Regions from separate parts of the Homo sapiens genome. Here region 1 is linked to region 2. The links are chromatin contacts, found by Hi-C or POLR2A ChIA-PET in ENCODE. All regions are on one chromosome and are shown on one strand. Each heading gives the region's core, a stretch centred on a gene start or an enhancer-like site at or near the end of the contact. The rest is flanking DNA. Distances are from core to core; before and after follow the strand shown.

The links. Hi-C counts contacts between places; a loop is a spot of excess contacts on that map. ChIA-PET counts read pairs that join two places held with the same protein, here RNA polymerase II (POLR2A). Pooled maps may share reads with other maps.
Region 1: a loop to region 2 is called in a pooled map, with 3 times the contacts of the local background. The contact joins two enhancer-like sites. A Hi-C loop is called at or near these places in 2 of 50 pooled maps. POLR2A ChIA-PET finds 5 or more read pairs at or near these places in 2 of 52 experiments (activated B cell and activated CD4-positive, alpha-beta T cell).

What each region holds. Positions count from the first base shown.
Region 1 is chr2:3,252,240-3,255,605 of GRCh38, reverse strand. The region is part of intron 4 of EIPR1 (EARP complex and GARP complex interacting protein 1); the gene reads left to right. Among named protein-coding and RNA genes, the nearest start is that of EIPR1, 120 kb to the left of the region's middle. RefSeq lists enhancers at 938-1,067, 1,078-1,127 and a silencer at 3,214-3,366. Within about 2 kb of position 1,250, at least 3 of the 41 ENCODE cell types and tissues checked have a DNase peak (open chromatin) inside an H3K27ac peak, as active enhancers do.
Region 2 is chr2:3,402,171-3,405,881 of GRCh38, reverse strand. All of the region lies in intron 3 of TRAPPC12 (trafficking protein particle complex subunit 12), which reads right to left. Among named protein-coding and RNA genes, the nearest start is that of TRAPPC12, 24 kb to the right of the region's middle. Within about 2 kb of position 2,166, at least 2 of the 41 ENCODE cell types and tissues checked have a DNase peak (open chromatin) inside an H3K27ac peak, as active enhancers do.

The DNA.
Region 1 (3,366 bases), core at 1-2,500, 150 kb after region 2:
CACCTTGTGCAGACACTGTATGCAAAGACAGGCCACATGGGTGTGTGTCATGGGGAACTGATTATTAGATTGTAATGTTAAATTGCATCATACCTACATAGACTTATGAAAATAGTTGTTGAAGGTGGGGTGCAGTGGCTCACACCTGTAATCCCAGCACTTTGGGAGGCCAAGGTGGGTGGATCACCTGAGGTCAGGAGTTCGAGACCAGCCTGGCCAACATGGTGAAACCCCATCTCTGCTAAAAATACAAAAATTAGCCGTGTGTGGTGGCACGTGCCTGTAGTCCCAGCTATTTGGGCAGCTGAGGCAGAAGAATCACTTGAATCTGGGAGGCGGAGGTTGCAGTGAGCTGAGATCAGGCTACTGCACTCCAGCCTGGGTGAGAGAGACTCCGTCTAAAAAAAAAAAAAAAGAAAGTAAGAAAGTAATTGTTGATATTAAACAGGCAAATTCAACTATCCTCAGATCTACCTTGGAATGCCATTTGCTCTGATTTTGCCTCTGTTGTTCAAAGTATTGCTTGAATTCCATTTTGTTATCCAATATATTATTGCATATTCTTTTTTCTCTTAAGCTTTTTATTTTGAGGTTGTACATTCACATATAGTTATAGGAGTAACAGAGAGATCCCGTGTATCCTTCAGCCAGTTTTCCCCAATAGTAACACTGCATAACTATGGTACTGTATCACAAACAGGAAACTGGCATTGATACAGCCCACTGAACTTACACAGATTCCTCCTGTTTATATGCATTCGTGTGTGAACATTGACATCTGTGCCATTTATTGTGTGTGTGGGTTCGTGTAGCCACCACCAGAGTCAAGACACAGAACAACTCCAACCCTGGGTCCCTTGTGCTATGTTATATTTATAACCACAGCCACCTCCCTTCCGCCTCCAAGGCCTTAGCCCCTGGCCACCCCGAATCTGTACTCTATCTCTGTATTGTTATTTGGAGAAGGTTCTATAAATGGAATCACCCACAGTGTAACCTTTAATAACTGATGTTCTTTACTCGGCTTGATTCCCTGGAGGTTGAGTTGCTGCTTCATTTTCAAGTTTGGGTTCCAGCCACCATGCGTGCTGGTCAGTGGCTGGTTCCTCTTTGCTGCGGCGGGATATCCCATGGCATGACGCACCACGGTTTGTTAAGCACTTGCCTGTTGAAGCTCATCTGGGTTTTTCCTTGTTTTTGGCGATTATGACTACAGTTGCGGTAAGTATTAATGAACAGGTTTTTGTATGAACAGGAAGTTTTATTTCTCTCGGCTCAGTTAGTTTTGTGTGGAGCTGCTGCACGTGTGATGCCATGACAGAGCGTGAGGGCTCCTCCTCTCTGCGTCCTCCCCAGCATTTGGTGTCATCATGCGTGTTCTTTTAAGTGTCTTCCATGGTGTGAAAGTGTTATGATTAGATAGGGAATTTGATTTGGGGGAACGTCGGTCTGGTGAATACGGCACAGGTGAAGGCTGCCCTTTGGGGTCAGGCTCCAGGTGCTTGGTGGTGGTTTTGTTTGCCTCCTTTTGGCATATAATTGGCACCAAGAACAGCTCCAGGAGATGTTTACTGCACAAAGCTTCTGGCCACCTGGGAGTGCCCGAGAATGCCACACGGTTCCCCACACTCACGTCGCTACCACTCCAGCTGCCATCACGCCTGCCATGGGTGCTCCCTGCAGACTAGAGGCATGCCCCACACCGCAGGAAATGGTGTTAGGGGCTCCTGTCCTCCTGGCCATTTCAGCTTTTGCCTGTCTGGAGCAATCTGATGTCCTAATTTCCATCACCCCTCCTGTGTCTGTCTCAGCACTCCAACAAGCAGAGGCTGAACAGGGCACCCCACCAGTCGCCTTTAGCTCCTGCTAGTGGGAACAGCGAAGGCTAAGGAAGGAACTTATAGAGCCTTATGACCCAGTGTGCCCCCCAGAACACTAATCAGACATGCTCCAGAGCCAGGCAGCCTATGGAAGCAGACAGAGACTAGCTGGGAAGTACTGAGTCCGGTTTCTCGTCCTCACCCACTCCTCGGGAGCAGTAGGGTCTTTAGGAAGTCACTCATTTCTCTAGCTCAAACCTTCATCCCTGAAACGGCGATGACGTTGCTCAGCTGATGGTTGTGTGGCAGGGCCTCTACATGGTGTCCACCAAGAGTCCAGTTCTGTAAAATATTTGAAGAGATTTATTCTGAGCTGAATATGAGTGACCACGGCCCTCAGGGGGTCCTGGGAACATGTGCCCAAGGTGGTCGGGGCGCAGCTTGGTTTTATACGTTTTAGGGAGTCATGAGACATCAATCAAATACATTTAAGAAATACATGGGTTTGGTCCAGAAAGGGGGGACAACTCGAAGCAGGAGGCTTCCAGACTGTAGGTAAATTTAAACATTTTCTGGTTAACAATTGGTTGAATTTGTCTAAAGACCTGAGATCAACTGAAAGGGATGCCTGGGTTAGGAAAAAGGACCGTGGAGACTCAAGTTCTTATTGCAGAGGAAACTTCAGGTGGCAGCTTCCGAGAGAACAGGCTATAAAATGTTTCCTATCAGACTTAAAGCCTGTGTCGATGTTGATGCCAGAGAGGTAGAATGAGGCACGTCCGATCCCCACTTCCCATCATGGCCTAAAACAGCCTTTGAGGTTAAATTTTAAAAGAGCCCTGGCTAGGGAGAAAGTCCGTTCAGATGGGTGGGGTTCTTAGAGTTTTTTATTTCTGATTTACAGTGGAAATGTGTCCCTTACTATATTTGCTAAGGAAGATCCTAAAAACAAGGCAGTGCCGGGGTTCCTGTAAGGGCCCCTCAGGTCCCCGCCAGCCCTGGTGCTCTGCAGCTCTGCCCGGCAGGGATGGAGCCCCTGAGCTGGCCTTAGAGGACCTGCCCCATCACCAGCCCCACTTAGACGCTCCTGTCTCAGCCTCGCCTGGTTAACCCTTCCCTCTCAAGTCACCATGCTCTGCCCCACCCTGTGATTTCTTGCCATTTTGCCCAATTTTTTGTTTTTGTTTTTGTTTTGGAGATGGAATCGCCCTCTGTCACCCAGGCTGGAGTGCAGTGGCATGATTTCAGCTCACTGCAACCTCTGTCTCCCGGGTTCAAGCAATTCTCTTGCCTCAGCCTCCTGAGTAGCTGGGATTACAGGCACCCACCACCACGCCTGGCTAATTTTTGTATTTTTAGTAGAGACGGGGTTTTGCCATATTGGCCAGGCTGGTCTTGAACTCCTGACCTCAGGTGATCCGCCCACCTCAGCCTCCGAAAGTGCTGAGATTACAGGTGTGAGCTGTTGCACGTGGCCCGTTTTGCCGTTTTATCTTCGTAGGAGTTGCCGCTGCTCAGTACTCCCGTCTCTGTTCTCACTCACGTG
Region 2 (3,711 bases), core at 917-3,416:
ATGGGTTAGGAGTGCAGCTGAATTTGTGTCTGTGTCTGAAGACACTGATGAAGAATCATAAGAGTTACAATAAATTTGTGAATCTGGAATATATACTTCTTTTAAAAATAGTGTATGAGCTTCAAGTCAGCAATAAGTAAATTAAAAATAATAGAATAGCACTTCTAAATCTGAGTAAATCCCATAAATGGTTAAGAAGGCAGAACTTCACGGAGCAAGAGCACTAGCTTAGCAACCTTTATTGTTATTGCTGGAAAGAGAAGAGGCTTAATATGTGTTTGCTCAATGAATACACTAAGAAACACAAGTGAGAACTTGTTTGTTTGAATCCCATCAGATATAAGGTCTTCTCATGGGAAATCCTACCCCTGGATACAATCCAGTCCTAGAAGCTGTATTGAAAAGCGTAATTCCCACGGTGTGTAGATCCGACGGTTCAGAAATACTAAGTCATTTGGTGGGAGGTAGTCAATGAGCAAAACCAACACCAGCAACTGTGCTTTTTGCTGGGCTGTGCGGACTGTGTAAGGGACATGGGGCAGTAGGGATGGTACTGGTAACAGGAGCAAGGACATTTGTTTGGGGCCAACCTCTACACCTTTGTAGATCTTAGTGTTCTAATCTACAAAGCGGGCATTTTGGACTATGTTAGTTTTTCAAATTTTTAAATAGTAAAATTCATCCTCCTTTCCCCCCACCCCCCCAAAAAAAGACATCTCAAGAGAGACTTCTACATAAAGTAGACCCTGCTGAAATGCTCTGCCTGACACTGGCCCTACCAAGTCACCTCCGCAGGCCATGCCCAGTCACCCCAAGGTCCCTCCCTGGAACCCGAGGGTTCTCAGAATCACAGTTTGAAAATGTGCTGGATTCGATTTTCATTCCTTTCAAATCCTTCCTTTCCTTTTCTGTCATTGCAGAGGAAGAAATGTTCCATCTTTCTCCAGACTAATCTTCTTGTGGTTTCATCTCCTCACTCTTTGCGCCCCCTCCCCCGTAACCGCCCCCCACTCTATCCTTTTGTATGAGCTCCTTCTCTATTTCTTTAAACCCAACATTCTGACGCTACTTCTTTATCAAAAGAGTAGCTTACCGACTGGGGGTTCTCTTATCTATTCATTCCCTCATCCCTTTATTTACTCAAGAAGACGCCGTGTACCCATTCTGTGCCTGACCGTGCTGGGTCCTCAGATGCACTGGTGAACAAGACACGCTTCCTGACTGTCACGGTGTTTATTACAGATTTTTAATTTTTGTAGGTTGGCTCTGTCTCCCCCAAGTTACAGCATTTGTTATTGACACTGATGACATGTCACCTCCCAGTTCATGCATATAATGAAGTCAGGATAAAATCCAAGTAACTAAGGCTGCTTTGCCAATGTTCGGTACTTTCTCAAAAACAGGCTTTTTGGGCAAAACTCCAAAAAAAGATTTTTTTGGGAAAAAGATCAGGGATCAAAGGAAGTTAAAAATCAAGATCGAGAAGAATATAAGAAACTGACTTTTGAGTAAAATGGGGAGGATTCTATATTTTTTCCTTTAGGCTCTCTTAGGAAGCAAGAGATCTGCTGACAATAGAACACTAGAAAGTAGAAAGTCAAAGAGAAGTTTAAAATCAGAAGAGAGGGACTAGAAAATCCAGGAACCCAGGGCACGATGTCCCTGCGCGACCTCACAGCAGAGTACAGCCCCCACCCATGCTTCGGAAAGGCCCTCACACAACCGCGATCTGGGTCATCACAGCCGGGAGCCAGGCCCCAGGCAAAGGGGTTCCAGGTGGCCCGGTCAGCGTAGCAGGCAGTCCCCAATCCATACTGAACCCAGGAAAGCTTCTAAAGTGTCACAGAAGTCACAAGACCACACATAATAAGGATTTGTCTGAATTCAAGAGAACTAGTCAATTAAGGAAAAAATTTTGTTACTTTGTTAAATGCTCCTGTTAAAGATCAAGAAATCACTCCTCTCCTGGCTCAGGATTTCAGCCTCACAAACATCAGTCATTTCTGGCAGAATGGGGACAGGCTATACCTCACTTTCAAATACAGAGGCAGAGGTGATGTAACAAAAAAGGAACTGGGATTATTTTCTTCTGAACTTCACTGTAGTCTTCTTGCAAGTAAGTGATTTACATATTACTGTTTTCACACAAAAGACAGTTGCCTCTGAGCTGGGACTGAGCCACGCGCTACTCCAAAATAAACTTTAAAACATTCTCATTTTCTGTTTTAGTTCACAGGCTAACCTTCACCTGTCATTTCAATGGGCTGCAAAGTTTAATCCTCCAGAAATTTCTAAACTTCTCAACTATTATATCTTTAGGAACTAAAGTTTGCTTAAAATAGGTGAAATCTGGTCGGGTGCGGTGGCTCACGCCTATAATCCCAGCACTCTGGGAGGGTGAGGCAGGCGGATCACCTGAGGTCAGGAGTTCAAGACCAGCCTGGCCATGGTGAAACCCTGTCTCTACTAAAAATACAAAAAATTAGCCGGGTGTGGTGGTGCACGCCTGTAATCCCAGCTACTCGGGAAGCTGAGGCAGGAGAATCACTTGAACCCGGGAGGTGGAGGTTGCAGTGAGCTGAGATCACGCCATTGCACTCCAGCCTGGGCAACAAGAGTGAAACTCCATCTCAAAAAAAAAAAAAAAAAAATTGGTGAAATCTGAAGCCCGGTGCAGAAGAATTAGTAACAATTGAGAAAAACAAGATGGGGAACTATTAGAAAAATAAGTAAATTAGGAAATTCCATTCTCTTTTTTGAAAGTTGAAAGGTGAATACATGTCCTCCAGATTGTTCACCCAAATGGAGAGTGTCTGGACCATGTGCCGCTGAAATACAGTCAGGATAAGGGCGCATTTCAACATGAGTTTCAGACAGCCGGTGGGACTTATTCCCAAAATCAAGGACCTCACTCTCCAAACCCCTTCAAGAAAGTGTGCCCACTAACTTGACTGCATGCAGGCATGGGAGCATGGCTTTGCTAAGTCCACTCTAGGCAACCGTGTGGATGAGCTAGCAGAGCAATTCCACAGCCCCCTAAGGAGACAACACTGGGGAGCTGAGATTCGGTGTGAGATGGGGCTCTCATTTCAGAGTACTTACCCCATGGCTACCATAGGATTCCTGAAGGAAACATACGCGACAAACTTCCAATATCTTCTCCTTAATCTAGAAAAGCTACCCAACGCAATTACAGCTGTCTTTAAGATTATAAATTCATTGGAAACAAATCAACCTGTACAGCAATGGTGATCCAGTACTAATGTTTTTTTATTTTTATTTTTTTGAGACGGAGTCTCGCTCTGTAGCCGAGGCTGGAGTGGCAGTGGTGTGATCTCGGCTCACTGCAACCTCCACCTCCCGGGTCCCAGTTCAAGCGATTCTCCTGCCTCAGCCTCCTGAGTATCTGGGATTACAGGAACGCACCACCATGCCCAGCTAATTTTTGTATTTTTAGTAGAGATGGGGTTCACCATGTTGGCCAGGCTGGTCTTGAACTCCTGACCTTGTGATCTGCCCGCCTTGGCCTCCCAAAGTGCTGGGATTACAGGTGTGAGCCACTGCGCCCAGCCATGAATTTTAAAAACCTACTTATAGAATTCATGACAAAGCTTAAAAATGTTCAGAAATTCACCCATTCAATAATAAACTTTCTACACAAAATGCAGAAAATGCAATATATTTAAAAAATGAACACAAATCATTTATCTC